2 separate regions of the Homo sapiens genome follow, and region 1 is linked to region 2. The links are chromatin loops, found by intact Hi-C in ENCODE. Cell type or tissue: HCT116. All regions are shown on one strand. Links, peaks and the distances in the headings refer to the core of each region. The heading gives the core; the rest is flanking DNA.

The links. Peaks named below come from ENCODE experiments on the same cell type or tissue, not always from the same donor. Only the 100,000 strongest peaks of a DNase experiment are listed, where the experiment ranks them.
Region 1: it touches region 2 in a loop (5-fold over the local background); 3 of 110 quality-filtered maps call a loop at or near these places.

What each region holds. Positions count from the first base shown.
Region 1 is chr11:32,745,399-32,753,728 of GRCh38, forward strand. The region is part of intron 2 of CCDC73 (coiled-coil domain containing 73); the gene reads right to left. Among named protein-coding and RNA genes, the nearest start is that of CCDC73, 45 kb to the right of the region's middle. In HCT116, for the core only: CTCF peaks have their summits at 4,343 (motif pointing right), 6,148 and 6,350; a DNase peak (open chromatin) is centred at 4,323.
Region 2 is chr11:33,061,372-33,069,701 of GRCh38, forward strand. TCP11L1 (t-complex 11 like 1) reads left to right here. Exons shown (of 10, transcript NM_018393.4): 7 at 159-355; 8 at 4,459-4,640; 9 at 7,316-7,488. Among named protein-coding and RNA genes, the nearest start is that of LINC00294, 11 kb to the right of the region's middle. RefSeq lists enhancers at 1-650, 275-324, 6,880-7,381. In HCT116, for the core only: a CTCF peak has its summit at 4,420 (motif pointing left); a DNase peak (open chromatin) is centred at 4,360; H3K4me3 peaks cover 315 bases; H3K27ac peaks cover 1,153 bases.

The DNA.
Region 1 (8,330 bases), core at 40-8,039, 320 kb before region 2:
TTCTGTAGATATCTATTAGGTCTGCTTGGTGCAGAGCTGTGTTCAAGTCCTGGATATCCTTGTTAATTTTTTGCCTCGTTGATCTAATATTGACATTGGGGTGTTAAAGTCTCCCACTATTATTGTGTGGGAGTCTAAGTCTCTTTGTAGGTCTCTAAGAACTTGGTTTATGAATCTGGGTGCTCCTGTATTGGGTGCATATATATTTAGGATAGTTAGCTCTTCTTGTTGAATTGATCCCTTTACCATTATGTAATGGCCTTCTTTGTCTCTTCTGATCTTTGTTTGTTTAAAGTCCAGGATTGCAACCCCTGGTTTTTGTTTTTTTGTTTGTTTGTTTGTTTTGGTTTTTTTTTTTTTTTTGCTTTCCATTTGCTTGGTATATCCTCCTCCATCCCTTTATTTTGAGCCTATGTGTGTCTCTGCACGTGAGGTGGGTCTCTTGAATACAACACACTGATGGGTCTTGACTCTTTATCCAGTTTGCCAGTCTGTGTCTTTTAGTTTGGGCATTTAGCCCATTTACATTTAAGGTTAATGCAGTTATGTGTGAATTTGATTCTGTCATTATAATGCTAGCTGGTTATTTTGCCCATTAATTGATGTAGTTTCTTCATAGCATTGATGGTCTTTACAATTTGGCATGTTTTTGCAGGGACTAGTACCGTTTGTTCCTTTCTATGTTTAGTGCTTCCTTCAGGAGCTCTTGTAAGGCAGGCCTGGTGGTGACAAAATCTCTCAGCATTTGCTTGTTTGTAAAGGATTTTATTTCTCCTTCACTTATGAAGCTCAGTTTGGCTGGATATGAAATTCTGGGTTGAAAATTCTTTTCTTTAAGAATGTTGAATATTTGCCCCCACTCTCTTCTGGCTTGTAGAGTTTCTGCTGAGAGATCTGCTGTTAGTCTGATGGGCTTCCCTTTGTGGGTAACCCAACCTTTCTTTCTGGCTGCCCTTAACATTTTTTCCTTCATTTCAACCTTGGTGAATTTGACAGTTATGTGTCTTGGGGATGCTCTTCTCAAGGAGTATCTTTGTGGTGTTCTCTGTATTTTTTGAATTTGAATGTTGGCCTGCCTTGCTAGGTTGGGGAAGTTCTCCAGGATAATATCCTGAAGAGTGTTTTCTAACTTGTTTCCATTCTTCCTGTCACTTTCAGGTACACCAATCAAACGTAGATTTGGTCTTTTCACATAGTCTCATATTTCTTGGAGGCTTTGTTCGTTTCTTTTCATTCTTTTTTCTCTAATCTTGTTTTCTCACTTTATTTCATTAATTTGATCTTCAATCACTGATATCCTTTCTTCAGCTTGATCGTATTGGCTACTCAAGCTTGTGTATGCTTCACGAAGTTCTCGTACTGTAGTTTTCAGCTCCATCAGGTCACTTAAGCTCTTCTCTACACTGGTTATTCTAGTTAGCCATTTGTCTAACTTTTCAAGGTTTTTTGCTTCCTTGCAATGGGTCAGAACATGCTCCTTTAGCTCGGAGAAGTTTGTTATTACTGGCCTTCTGAAGCCTACTTCTGTCGACTTGTCAAACTCATTCTCTGTCCAGTTTTTTTCCCTTGCTGGCGAGGAGTTGTGTTCCTTTGGAGGAGAAGAGGCATTCTGGTTTTTGGAATTCTCAGCCTTTCTGCTCTGGTTTCTCCCCATCTTTGTGGTTTTATCTACCTTTGGTCTTTGATGTTGGTGACCTACGGATGGTGTTTTGGTGTGAACGTCCTTTTTGTTGATGTTGATGCTATTCCTTTCTGTTTGTTAGTTTTCCTTCTAACAGACTGTCTCCTCAGCTGCAGGTCTGTTGGAGTTTGCTGGAGGTCCACTCCAGACCCTGTTTGCCTGGGTATCACCAGTGGAGGCTGCAGAACAGCAAATATTGCTCTCTGATCCTTCCTCTGGAAGCTTCGTCCCAGAGGGAGGGGCACCTGCCTATATGAGGTGTCTGTTGGTCCCTACTGGGAGATCTCCCAGTCAGGCTAAAGGGGGTCAGGGACCCATTTGAGGCAGTCTGTCTGTCATCAGAGCTTGAACACCATGCTGGCGGAACCAATGATGTCTTCAGAGCTGTCAGGCAGGGATGTTTAAGTCTGGAGAAGCTATCTGCTGCCTTTTGTTCAGATATGCCCTGCCACCAGAGGTGGAATCTAGAGAGGCAGTAGGCCTTGCTGAGCTGCAGTTGGCTCTACCCAGTTCAAGCTTCCTTGCTGCTTTGTTTAAACGGTGAGCACAGAACCACCTACTCAAGCCTCAGCAATGGCAGATGCCCCTCCCCCTGCCAAATTTCAGCATCCCAGGTCAATCTCAGACTGCTGCACTAGCAAGCAAGCAAGGCTCCATGGGCGTTGGACCTGCCGAGACAGGCACAGGAGGGAATCTCCTGGTCAGCCAGTTGCGAAGACCATGGTAAAGTGCAGTATTTGCACAGGAGTGTACTGTTCCTCCAGGTACAGTCACATCTTCCCTTGGCTAGGAAAGGAAAATCCCCTGACCTCTTGCGCTTCCTGGGTGAGGCGACACCCCGCTCTGCTTCAGCTCGCCCTCCACGGGCTGCACCCACTGTCCAACCAGTCCCAACGAGATAAACCAGGTATCTCAGTTGGAAATGCAGAAATCACCCATCTTCTGCATCAGTCTCCCTGGGAGCTGTAGACCGAAGCTGTTCCTATTCAGCCATCTTGGAAGCGACCCATCCTACATGTTCTTATTGGAGAATTTAGTCCATTTACATTCAATGTTATTATTGATAAGTGAGGACTATCTCTCATCATTTTGTTATTTTTTTTTTCTGGTTGTTTTGTGGTTTTCCTTTTTTCTTCCTTCCTGTCTTTCTTTCAATGAAGGTGATTTTTCTCTGGTGGTATTTTTTAATTCCTTGCTTTTTATTTTTGTGCATCTCTTGTATGGTTTTCAATTTGAGGTTACCATTAGGCTTGCAAATACTATCTTTAACCCATTATTTTAAAGTGATAACAAATTAATACTGATTGCATAAACAAACAAGCTAATTACCAAACAAGCAAAAGAAAACTTATAAAAACTCAATAATTTAACTTTGTCTCCTCACTTTTTACATTTTTGTTGTTTCCATTCATATCTTATTATACTGTCTATGTCTTGAAAAGCTGTTGTAGTTATTATTTTTAATTGGTTCATCTTTTCATCTTTCTACTTAAGATATAAGTAGTTTACACATCACACTTACAGTGTTATAATATTCTGTGTTTTTCTGTGTACCTACTATTACCAGTGAGTTTTACCTTCAGATGATTTCTTATCACTGATTAACATCCTTTTCTTTTGGACTGAAGACTTCTCTTTAGCATTTCTTGTAGGACAGGTCTGGTGTTAATGAAATCCCTCAGCTTTTATTTATCTGGGTAAGTCTTTATTTCTCCTTCATGTTTGAAGGATATTTTCACTGTACATACTATTCTAGGGTAAAACCTTTTTTCCTTCAGCACCATAAATATGTCCTGGCCTGTAAGGTTTCCACTGAAAAGTCTGCTGCCAGATGTATTGGAGCTCCATGTATGTTATTTGTTTCTTTTATCTTGATGCTTTTAGGAATCTTTCTTTATCCTTGACCTTTGGGAGTGTGATTATTAAATGCCTCAAGGTAGTCTTCTTTGGGTTACATCTGCATGGTTTTCTATAACCTTCTTGTATTTGAATATTGATATTTTTCTAAAGATTTGGGAAGTTCTCTGTTATTATCCCATTGAATAAACTTTCTACTCCTCTCTCTCTCTACGTCCTCTTTAAGGCCAAAAACACTTAGATTTGCCCTTTTGAGGCTATTTTCTCGATTTTGTATGTGTGTTTCTTTTTTCTCTGACTGTATATTTTCAAACAGCCTGTCTTCAAGCTCACTAATTCTTTCTTCTGCTTGATCAATTCTGCTATTATGAGACTCTGATGCATTCTTCAGTATGTCAATTGCATTTTTCAATTCCAGAATTTCTGCTTGACTCTTTTTTAATTATTTCAATCTCTTTATTAAATTTATTTGGCAGAATTCTAAATTCTTCTGTGTTATCCTGAATTTCTTTGAGCTTCCTCAAAACAGCTATTTTGACTTCTCTGAAAGTTCACATGTCTCTCTTTCTCTGGGACTGGTCCCTGTTGCCTTATTAGTTTGTTTGGTGAGGTATGTTTTTCTGGATGGTCTTGATGCTTGTGAGTGTTCGTCAGTGTCTGGGCATTGAAGAGTGGGGTATTTTTTGTAGTCTTCACAGTCTGGCCTTTTTGTACCCATCCTTCTTGGGAAGGCTTTCCAGGTATTTGAAGGGACCTGAGTGTTGTGATCTAAGTTTTTTGTCACTGCAGCCGCATCTGCACTAGGGGGCACCACAAGCCCAATAACGATGTAGTTCTTGTAGACTCAGAAGTATTGCCTTGGTGGTCTTGGATAAGATCCAGAAGAATTATCTGAATTACCAAGCAGGGACTCATTCTCTCCTCTTACTTTTTTTTTTTTCTTTTTTTTTTTGAGACGGAGTCTTGCTCTGTCGCCCAGGCTGGAGTGCAATGGCACAATCTTGGCTCACCACAACCTCCACCTCCCGGGTTCAAGCCATTCTCCTGCCTCAGCCTCCCAAGTAGCTGGGATTACAGGCACCGACCACTACGCCCGGCTAATTTTTTGTATTTTTAGTAGAGACGGGGTTTCACTGTGTTGGCCAGCCTGGTCTCAAACTCCTGACCTCGTGATCCGCCTGCCTCAGCCTCCCAAAATGCTGGGATTACAGGCGTGAGCCAACGCTCCTGGCCTCTACTCTCACTTTCTACCAAATAAATGGATTATCTCTCTGTGCTGAGCTTCCTGGAGTTGGGGGACAGGTGACACAAGCACCCCTGTGACGACCACCACTGGGACTGCACTGGGTCAGACCTGAACCCAGTACAGCACTGGGTCTTACCCAAGGCCTGCTATAGCCACTACCTGACTACCACCAGTGTGCACTCAAGGCCTTAGCGATCTACAATCACCAGGTGGCAAAGCCAGGCAGTCTTGTATCCTTCTTTTCAGGGAAGTGACTGTCCCTGAGCTCTAGGCAGGTCCATGCCATCCAGGAGCCAGGGCCCAGAGTCAAAAACCTAAGAAATCCACCTGGTGCTCTATTCCACTGTGGCTAAGCTGGCACCAAAACCACAAGACAAGGTTCTTCCCGTTCTTCCCTCAACTTTCCCAAAGCAGAGGAATCTCTCCCCATGGCCACCACCACCACAGCCAACAGGGAGTATTGACAGGGTACCACTGATGTTCACTTAAGGCCCAAGTCCAGGCCAGGACACACCCTTCAGGACAGTGGGCTCCCCTCTGGCCCAGGGTAGGTCCAGAGATGCTGTCCATGAGCCAATGCCTGGAATTGGGAACCCCTAGAGCCCACTTGGTGCTCTTCCCCACTGTAGCCAAGCTGGTACCTAAGCTGCAAGAAAAGTTCCCTTTATTCTTCCCCCTCCTTTTCTCAAGTGGAAGGGGTCTCTCCTCATAGCCACCATAGCTGTGAATATGCTGGATCACACCTGAAGCCAGCATGTCTGAGTCTCACCCAAGGCCCACAGCATGTACTACCTGGTTATTGCTGCCGATTATTCAAGGCCCAAGCGCTCTTAAGTTAGCAGGTAGTGAATCCTGCCAGAACTGAATCCTTCCCTTCAAGGCAGCAGGTTTCCTGTCTAATCCAGGATGTGTCTAGAAATGTTGTCTGGGAGTTAGGGCCTGGAATGGGAGCCTGATAACTCTGCCCAGTGCCCTATCCTACTGTGGCAAAGCTGGTATCCAAGTTGCAAAACAAAATCCTCTTACCTCTTCCCTCTCCTCTCTTCAAGCAGGAAGGAGTCTCTTTGGGAGCTGTACACTGCACTGCCTGGGGTTGAAGAGGGGTGGCATAAGCACTCCCTTTGCCACCCCGACTGGTGTGTCACTGGGTCGCATGCTCTCTCCAATGGCTCCGAGACCAGTCCAAGTCCACTGGCTCTGAGACCAGTACAGCACTAGGACTTGCCTAGGAAGTGTAGTCCTTGTGGCCTAGATTGGTGTTATTTGGAAACCCCCCAGCGGCAAGGCTTGCTGAAACTCAAGTTCAAACCACTGGGATGGGTCATTCGCCTCTGGCTAGGGCTAGCCTGAATGCACCCGCCATAGACACCGGCTGGGTTCCGCCTGGTGTTGGCAGCACTGAGTTCCCACAATTGCTGCACTCTCCTTGAACCGCACAGATTGTTTTTCCACATCATGTGGCCACTGCAGGGGCTGGGGGAGGGGTGGAGTTGGAGATTCAAGACTGTCTTTCCAACTCCCTTCAGTGCCTCTTTCAGCAATATGAAGTTAAAACCAGGTACTGTGATCACTTCATTTTTGGTCTGTATGAAGGTGCTTTTTTGTGTAGTTGTCAAATTTGGTGTTCCTGCAGGAAGGACAATTGGTAGAATCTTCTATTTGGCCATCTTGCCCCCACCCTCAAAACTTAGTAATTTAAAACAATATTTTATTAGGTCTCACAATTCTGTACAATGATCCGGCTTAGCAAGACAGGTCTGCTTCACATGCTATGGATAAGGTCATTCATGCAGAAGCATTTATATGGTAGCTTGGCTAGGGCTGAAATGACAGTGACTTCCGCTCACACTCCAGTGTCTTTCCCCATGTAGCTTCTCATAATTAAATAATCTATTTTGAACTTTATGACATAGCTCTGGCTTCCAAGAGGATCTGTTCTAAGAGAAAAAGCCCCAGTGTGAGAGTACTTACCAAGCCTCTGCTTAGTAACATGCTTGCTAATATTTCGTTGGCCAAGAAAGTCACATGACCTGGGCTAAGTTAATGTGGGAGTGCTCTACTCAAGGACATGAAATATGGTTCATTGGGAGCCACAAATATAACAGCATCATTTATTTACTGCCTGTTCACAGATATTTAGACTGTTTATAATTTTTCCCATTACAACAGTATAGTAAATATCACTGTAGCAAAATATTTGCCCAAGTAAGCTCAAACAAAAAATTATCCTAGATAAAAATATAAACTGTTCAGACTTAATGATCGTGAAATTTTAAATTCCAGTTTAAACAGATAAAACTGAATTTCTATCCATTATCTATATTAATTTACATCAAAAAGGAAAAAATACAGTCGTACTCATTCCTGAAAACTCCAGCCAATGCTGGAAATCATCAATCTAAGTATGTTTCCAATCTGGGAATCAAAAACTGATTATCTCATTTTTGTTTTAATCTGCATTTATTTTATTAGTAGTAAAGTTAAGCATATTTTTGTACATTTTATGATTACTTGTATTTCTTCATCCTGTTCATTTTTCTGTTGGGTTGTTTTGATTTGGAATATTTTGTAAATAAGATATTGATTTTTTTATTGTTTTGCATGTTGCAAATATTTTCTCTGCATCACTTTTTTTTTAAGAGACAAAGTCTTGCTTGTCATCCATGCTGGACTGCAGTGGTACAATCACAGCTCACTGTAACCCCGAACTGCTGGGATTAAGTGATCCTCCTGCCTCAGCCTCCTGCCCAGGTAGCTAGGACTATGGGCACATGCCATCATGTCCAACTAATTAAAAATTTTTCTTGTAGATAAAGGGTCTCATTATATTGCCCAGGCTGGCCTCCAACTCCTGGCCTCAAGTGATTGATCCTCCCACCTCAGCCTCCCAAAGCACTGGAATTACAGGTATGAGCCACTGTGCCTGGCCAGTCACTTTTTTTTAACTTTATGATGGCTATTATCCCGTAAGAGCTAAGAATCTAGTCATCATATCCAGCCATCTTTTCCTTTATGAAGGATAATCTCTATGCCCAAGAATATAAGAATTGTTTCTTATGTTTTCTAGTATTTGTAGAGTGTTTTTCTTTGCATTTAGTTTTTCTTTTCTGCTTTTTTTTTTTTTTTTCTTTTTGAGACAAGCTCTTGCCGTGTCACCCAGGCTGCAGTGCAGTGACACAAACACAGCTCACTGCAGCCTTGACCTTCTGGCAAGTGATCCTCCTACCTCAGCCTTCCAAGTAGCTGGGACTACAGGCATGCATCACCACACCCAGCTAAAATTTTGTTTTCTTTTTTTTTGAGACAGAGTCTCACTCTTTAGCCCAGGCTGGAGTGCAGTGACATGATCTTGGCTTACTGCAACCTCCACCTCCTGGGTTCAAGTGATTCTTCTGCCTCAGCCTCCCGAGTAGCTGGGATTACAAGCACCCATCACCATGCCCAGCTAATTTTTTGTATTTTTAATAGAGATGGGGCTTCACCATGTTGGCCAGGCTGGTCTCGAACTCCTGACCTCAAGTGATTAGCCCACCTCAGCCTCCCAAA
Region 2 (8,330 bases), core at 298-8,297:
TCATTGGCACTACTATGATTTGATCCAAGTTTTATTTGATTCCAAAGTTCATACTTTATACTTTATCACTCCACCAGGACATCGATTGTCCCTTAAGTAATTCCGAGAAGCATCCCTTCTTGGTGTCAAGGTAATGTGTGCAGCTTTGTTTTTCACAGATTCCCTGGACTTTGTCACCCAGTGGCTGGAAGAAGCCTCAGAGGACCTTATGACTCAGAAGTATAAACACGCCCTGCCAGTGGGGGGAATGGCTGCTGGCTCTGGGGACATGCCCAGGCTGAGCCCTGTTGCTGTCCAGAATTACGCTTACCTGAAGCTTCTGAAGTGGGACCACCTCCAGAGGCCGTTCCCCGAAGTAGGTCTCCTGAGCCATCTCACTACTCATATTTGTTTTTGTGCTGCTGAACTTTTTAAAAAGAATAGCTTTGGCCAGGCACGGTGGCTCACTCCTGTAATCCCAGCACTTTGGGAGGCAGAGGCAGGCAGATTGCTTGAGGTCAGGAGTTCAAGACTTGCCTGGGCAACATGGCAAAACACCCTCTGTACTAAAAATACAAAAAATTAGCTGGGCGTGGTAGCAGGGGCCTGTAGCCCCAGCTACTTGGGAGGCTGAGGCAGAGAATTGCTTGAACCTGGGAGGCGGAGCTTGCAGTGAGCCAAGATTGCACCACTGCACTCCAGCCTGGGCGACAGAGCGAGACTCTGTCTCAAAAAATAAAAATAAATAAGTAAATAAATAAAATAAAAAATAAAAAGAATAGCTTTATTCTGATATAATTCATGTACCAGAAGATTCTCCCTTTTAAAGTGTACAACTCAGTGTTTTCTAGTATAGTCACAGAGTTACGCATCCATTGCCACTGTTTAATTGAGAACATTTTCATCACCTCCAATAGAAACGCTGCATCCATCAGCGGTCACTGCCCTCCCCCCCTCCCTCCAACGCCTGAAGCCACAGATCTGCTTTCTGTCTCTATGGATTTGCCTATCCTGGACATTTTATTTAAATGAAATCATACACTACCAGCCTTTTGTGCCTGGCTTCTTTCACCAATGTTTTTTCACGTTGTAGCACATATAGCAGTAGTTTAGTCCTCTTTTCCACTGTGTTTTTTTTGTTGTTGTGGTAAAATACACATAACATAAAATTTACCATTTTAACCATTTCTAGTTGTCCAGTTCAGTGGCATTAAGTGCATCCACATTGTTGTGCAACCATTGCCACCAGCCACCTCCAAAACATTTTCATTTTTCCTTCTGTGAAACTGTCTTCCCACCAAACACACCAAACAGTAATTCCCATTGCCCCCGCCCTCTGGCCCCTGGCAGCCACCATTCTACTTTGAGTCTCTGTGAATTGGACTAATCCGGGTACTTAATATGAGTGGAATTATACAATCTTTGTCCTTTTGGGTCTGGCTTATTTTACTTAGCATAATGTCTTCAAGGTTCATTTATGTTGTAGTATGTGTCAGTGTTCCCTTTCTGGGTTTTTTAAAATTTTTTTAAATTTTAGAGACAGGGTCTCATTGAATTGCTCAGGCTAGGTGGTACGACAGCTCACTGTAACTTTGAACTTCAGGGCCCAAGTGATCCTCCTGCCTCAGCCTCCTGGGTAGCTAGGACTACAAGAGTGTACCACCACCCCCAGCTAATTTTTAAGTGTGTTTTTTGTGGAGACAGGGGTCTCGCTATGTTACTCAGGCTGATCTTAAACTCCTGGCCTCAAGTGGTCCTCCCTCCTTGGCCTCCCAGTGTTGGGATTACAGGCATGAGCTACCATGCCCAGCCCTCCTTTCTTTTTTAGGCTGAATAATATATTTTACTGTATGGATGTACCACATTTTGTTTATTCATTCATCAGTTGACAAACATTTGGGTTGTTATTATAAATTATGCTTCTGTGAATATTCCAGTACAAGTTTTTGCATGGACATATGTTTTTACCTCTCTTGGTTACGTACCTAGGATTAGAATTGCTGGGTTACATGGTGACTCTTAAGTTTAACATTTTGAGGAACTGCCAAACTGATTTCCAAAGCAGCTGCATCATTTTACCATCCCACCAGCAATGTATGAGGCTCCAGTCTGTGCTGCTGAATTTTTCTCCTGTTTTTACTCATCTTGATGGAAACCACAACAGAGGTGTGGTTGTTCACAGCTTTATCTAAAGAAACTTCTTCCCCTTCCATGCTGAACAATATTTTTTTCTTTTTATGTTTTTCACAATACATACTTCTAACTGCAAGACCTCTTTAAGAAGATGACTAAGAAGGGATTCCCCCAGTGTTTCTCTAAATAGCTGTTTTGTTATGTAGACTCCCCCTCTCTTTTTGGGGGGTACGTGAGCTTCTTATCACTAGCCTCAGATCCAGATACTTCTCTAAATATCTTTCTTATAAGTTCCTTATTTTTCCTTTCAAGAAGTTGTGAGCTTAAGGTTTCACCTCTTGCCTCTGAGTTCCCCGTTTTGTGCTGGAGGAAGCTCTAAAGAGAATGTCAAATTGGAGATGGGAAAATGTTCCCTTTGAACTGTGGCATGTTCTCTTCTGGAGGGAAGTTCTCAGCCTGACATGTCTATTTAAAAATAGCTGTGGGAGACCATCCAATACCTCCCTTTTCCCCACCGCTGATCATCTTCCCCAGGCCTTAGATACCCCTGCTTCTTCATCCCATAAATATCCCTAAGCCCTCTCTATGGAGAGGGGGATGTGAGACCTGTTCTCCAGCCTCCTCACTTGGCAGTCTTATGAATAAACCCTCTCGTAAAAAAAATAAATAGAAAAGAAAAGAAAAGAAACGCTGTGGGGAAGATGGTGATGGTCCCTGGGGACAGCTGTCTACTCCAGGAATTGATCCTTGGCAATCTGCATCCTAAACTCACGTCCTGCTGTTGGGAAGCCACAAAGCCATGTGAAGTCAGAAAACAGGCCGACGATGAGTCCTTGGGATTGTATTTGTATCAGCAGAGGATTCTCAATCCTCAGGGTTTTTACTTCTTGGCTGTGACCCACATTGTTCATGTCTTGACTTGGCAAATCTCAGTTTCTGACAGCAAGAAAGGTCCTTAGAGTCCATTCGATGAGCCTGTAAACTCTCAGATCAGATTCCCATCTGTGCAGCCTTTCCCTTCTCCTTCCCTCAGCCACACGGGTGGGGGCGCTGGCATGGTAGGACCCAGGACTGTCTTTAACATGGGGGAGGCAGTCATGGGAATGTGCTTGCTTTCCGGGAGGCTTTAGATTGTTCTCTGTCACTTCTACTCTCTGTGCTTCCTGTTTCTTTCTCTTCCTCTTTATTTACTCGCCAGTTCTTACAAGCTTCCTTTGTGCTGGGTGCTGAGCGGATACCAAGATGAATAAGTGTAGGCTCTGCCTGCAAGGCAGTCCTCCCTTCCATTGCTCTGGGATTTTTGTTGTTGTTGTTTTAAGATGGAGTCTCACTATGTTGTCCAAGCTGCAGTGTAGTGGCTATTCACAGGCATAATCGTAGTGCACTGCAGCCTCGAAATTCCGGCCTCAGTGATCTTCCTGCCTGAGCCTCCCAGTAGCTGGGACTGCAGGCACCCACCATCGCACCTGGCCTTCCATTGCTCTGTACAGGGTGACTGGCTGTCCTAGTTTGCTAGGGACTGAGTGAGGGTTCACAGGACTTGGGAATTTCCATTTGAAAACTGGGACAGTCCCAGACAAACTGGGAGGAGTTGGTGACCCTAGGTCTGTGCCTCATTATACTTTTCTTCCTAACAATAAGTATAACTTTTATTTATCGAGTGCTGGCTCTGCCAGCCACTTTATATGTAGCATCTTTCTTCAGCTTTAAAACAGCCCTGTGATGTGGGAGTCCCCATTCTGCAGAGGCCCGACAAAGTTGGGGATGCATGCATGAGGTCATGCTATTTTTTTTTTTGAGAAGGAGTTTCACTCTTGTTGCCCAGGCTGAAGTACCAAGGTGCAATCTCAGCTCACTGCAACCTCTGCTTCCTGGGTTCAAGAGATTCTCCTGCCTCATCCTCCCGAGTAGCTGGTATTATAGGCATGCACCACCACACCCGGCTAGTTTTGTATTTTTAGTAGAGATGGGGTTTTACCATGTTGGTCAGGCTGGTCTTGAACTCCTGACCTCAGGTGATCTGCCCACCTCGGCCTCCCAAAGCGCTGGGATTACAGGCGTGAGCCACCGCGGCCAGCCGGGGAGGTCATGGTATTAAGCACGGAGCCTGGCTTTACACCCAGGCCTGTCTGTGTTCTTAGTGAGGGCGCTATACTGCATCCTTGCTCAGGAGGAACGGCTCTGAGATAGAGGGGTTATTTCACACCAGACTCCCTCAAAGCTCTGACACACTAGCGCAAACCCTGAGGGAAGCTGCAGAGGCAGGTGTGGGGGCTGTGGCGCTCCCGCCCTCTGCTGGCCAACCTGGACCTGCAGCTCAGCGATGGCCTCTTCTATTCATTACAGACAGTTTTAATGGACCAGTCTCGCTTCCACGAGCTCCAGTTGCAGCTGGAACAACTGACCATCCTGGGGGCTGTGTTGCTGGTCACCTTCAGCATGGCAGCGCCAGGAATTTCCAGCCAGGCCGACTTTGCTGAGAAACTCAAGATGATTGTGAAGATTTTGCTAACAGATATGCACCTGCCGTAAGTGGAACTTTGATGCGTGGATGGGACGCAGTGGATGTCAGAGAGCCGACTGGAGTCTCCCAGAGGGGTCTCCCACTGTAAGGCAGAGCCCAGGGCCACTCTCTAGGAACTGAGAAGAAACCTTGCTGTCTCAGTTGGTTCACTTGGCGAAGACCCCAGCAGAGTTTATTTAGGGTCATAGGGTCAAAGTTAGAATCTGCTGCAGGGTTAGCAGAGCTCTAGGATAGTGGCTTCAAAATGTGTGTGACTAGCCGAGTAGCCTGTCGGGCCTTAGAGGCCACACCAAGGAGTTGGGTTATTGTCCTAAGAGCAGTAGGGAGCCATTGAAGGATTTGAAGCAAGAGGGGGAACGTAATTAGATTTATGCCCTTAAGTTTAAATTTTGGCATGGGGCACATAGTAGATGTGAGGGAGCATTTAGGAGGCGAGAGAAGAAGTGGCTCGGGCTGGGGGGTAAGCCATGAGCAGGGTGGGGAGCGCTGGTACCAATGGTTGCTTGCCTTGAGGAATTGGAGATCCCGGGCTTAGAGGTCCCGCGGCCCTCCATTCCCTGTTAGCATGCTCCTCCCGGGGCCTGGCTCGGTGTTGAGTGCCATCAACTCATTTGTTCTCCCTACGCAGGGAGCAGGATGCTGTCTGACCCCTTCCTTCTTTAATGGGGTTGTCTTTGTCTCCTGACCTCCAAGGTTCTTGTGTTTGTTTGTTGAGTGCTTTATTCCTCTCCCAAAGCCATTCAAATGTATTAAACTCTTACTGGAGCTTATGAAGAAACTGGAACCCAGAGACATTAATTGGGACAAAAATGTTTGTGACTAGGACCTGCAGTAAGAAATTCATTTTCCATTGTGACCTAGTACACACTTAACACACGTGTAACAGAAACGAAAACTTCTCAAACTGGAACTGACCCTAACTGTGTTTAATGCAGCCTGATTGTTTCTACTCTATTCTTATTCCATTAAAAAAAAAAATTGGTTGCTACCCACTGAATTGCTTTCATAACCGACTAACAGTGAAAAGCAGAGCCCTAGAGGAAGGTCATGAGAGAAACCAGCTATATTCCTGCAGAGCTGCATGTATGTGGTTGAAGTGTTCTGCCCTTGCTTGTTCCCTGTAGGCGTTCTGTGCTCAGTGTAATGCATCATTTTCTTACCCAGCACGAGTCCGCATCTGCACGCGTGCAGGCTTCAGTGACCGCTCCTACCATGGAGTCATGTTGGGTGACTTCTATGGTTTCCAGCCTATAGAATATCTTTGAGTGGTTCTAAGTAAATGCTCTATCTAACAAGGTCCAATTCAGAGACTTCTTCAAGGGAAGTACCCCCTAAACATTCTCATCCTTACAAAATGGAGGAATTTTACTGCTGAATTTTCACAAAGCATGGCTGTGTTCAGTGCAGTGTGGGGCGTGTCCGTAAGTTGTGACTAGGGCCTCAACAGTTTTGACAGTCAAACTAGTTTGCTGAGAGGCCAGGAAACTTGTTTGCTCAGCTGAGGGCCTAGCCTGAGGCCTTTGCACAGGTACAGCTCTGGGCTGTCACCTAGGTCCCCTGCCTGGAGAACTACTCTGTCAAAGCTCCCGCTGAGGGTGGGATCCAGGTCAGTGCTTTCTTGGGAGCCCAGCCTTGCACTCCCATATCCTCCCTGGTCCTCCAGGGGTGGGCACAGAGCTGGTGCCAATGGTGAGTGCCAGGGCTTGCTCCCATGCCCCCCAGTAATTCTACATACAAAGGATCTAGACCCACAACAGAGGCAGTTACCTTCTCACAGCATGCCTGCCAGCATGGGGGCTCCCCACAGGCACCCTGGGAGAGCCTGGGGGACCCAGGGTATCCAGGTACTCTTTTTTTTTAACTTTAGGATTTCACTTTTCGTTATTCTTTTATTTTTTAAAAATTTTTTAATTTTTATATATTTTTTTATTTTTTTGTGATGGAGTTTCACTCTTGTTGCCCAGGCTGGAGTGCAATGACGTGATCTCGGCGTCCACTTCCTGGATTCAAGTGATTCTCCTACCACAGTCTCCTGAGTAGCTGGGATTACAGGCACCTATCACCATGCCCAGCTAATCTTTTTGTATTTTTAGTAGAGATGGGGTTTCACCATGTTGGCCAGGCTGGTCTTGAACTCCTGACCTAGAACTCCTGATCCATCTGCCTTGGCCTCCCAAAGTTCTGGGATTATAGGCGTGAGCCACTGAGCCCGGCCTCTTTATTCTTTTAAAATTAGTTAATACATGTGTATGTTTCAAAAATCAAAAGGTACAAAAGGGCATCCAATGAAGAGTTTCTCTCTCCCTCTTGTCCCACAGCTACCAAATGCCTGCTTTCTTGTGTATTCCTCCAGAGGTATATCAAGATATTCTGAGGTCATTCCAGGCTGATTTTATCACACAGAGGCTAGCAGGAAGTTGTGCTTTGGGTCGTTGGTCCTGGTATACTCTGAGCCCCTGCCCTTCCCACTGTCCTTTCTAGCAGAGGGAGAGAAAGAAAGTCCCCCTGGTCAGGTATGCACAGCCTGAGAGGTAAGGTGGCAGGGAAAAGAGTCTCAAATTGTCCCTTGAACACACAAATCCAGTTATTGGTGCCGTCATTCTCACCCGGGTGTGGGCGGTTGGAGCTGGTTAGAGGTGTATTTTACTTATAGGCCCTTTCTCCCCTCCTCTGCCCCAGCTCCTTCCATCTGAAGGACGTCCTCACTACCATCGGGGAGAAGGTGTGCCTGGAGGTGAGCAGCTGCCTCTCCCTGTGTGGGTCCTCTCCCTTCACCACGGACAAGGAGACCGTGCTCAAGGGCCAGATCCAGGCCGTGGCCAGTCCCGATGACCCCATTCGCAGGATCATGGGTACGTTTGGGGAAGGCAGGCAGCAGGGATGTGCCCTCTGAGGGGCTGGAGCACGAGTCCATCTGAAGAAACCTGAGGGCTCAGCTGGAGTTAAGGTGCTGATGGGTGAGGAGATGGTGTAATGAAGCACCACAGAGAGACCAGGGCCACCCAACAGATGGGCACAGGACCAGGCAGCCATCATTGTTCTAAGGGCTGCAACCTTGGAATCACTCTCCTGGGTTCACAAGCAGTGTCCCAGGGCAGCTTGGGCGTGTAACTTGACACTCGAGTTTCCTCATCTCTAAAGCAGGAATAAGGGCAGCAACCTTACAAGGTCGCTGCAGGAACTCCCTGGGATGAGAAGGTGAAGCGCTTTCCGTAGTGCCTGGCAGCACATAGTAAGTGCTCAGTAAATAGGAGCTGTTACGAAAAGAGCTGAATAGTAAAATGAAGATGTTATTTAAAAATACTATTAAAATATTATTAAATATTAGTATGTAATACTATTAACATATCAAATATAATAACTTAAAATGGTAATATTAAGATATTGCTATTTAAAATTTATAATAAACTTGAAGTATTAAAATATTTTAATGCATATTCTATAAAATATTTAAAATATTCTATAATATTAGCTATTAGTTATCACAGCAATGGCTTTATGAAAAATTCTGTTAATTAGCTCGACTTAATCATTTTGTAGTATATACATACATTTAAAACATCATGCTGTATGCTGTGAATACATAGTTTTGTTTGTTTGTTTTTGAGACAGGGTCTCACTCTGTCTTCCAGACTGGAGTGCAGTGATGCGATCTCGGCTCACTGCACTCCACCTCTGTGCTCCACCTCCCAGG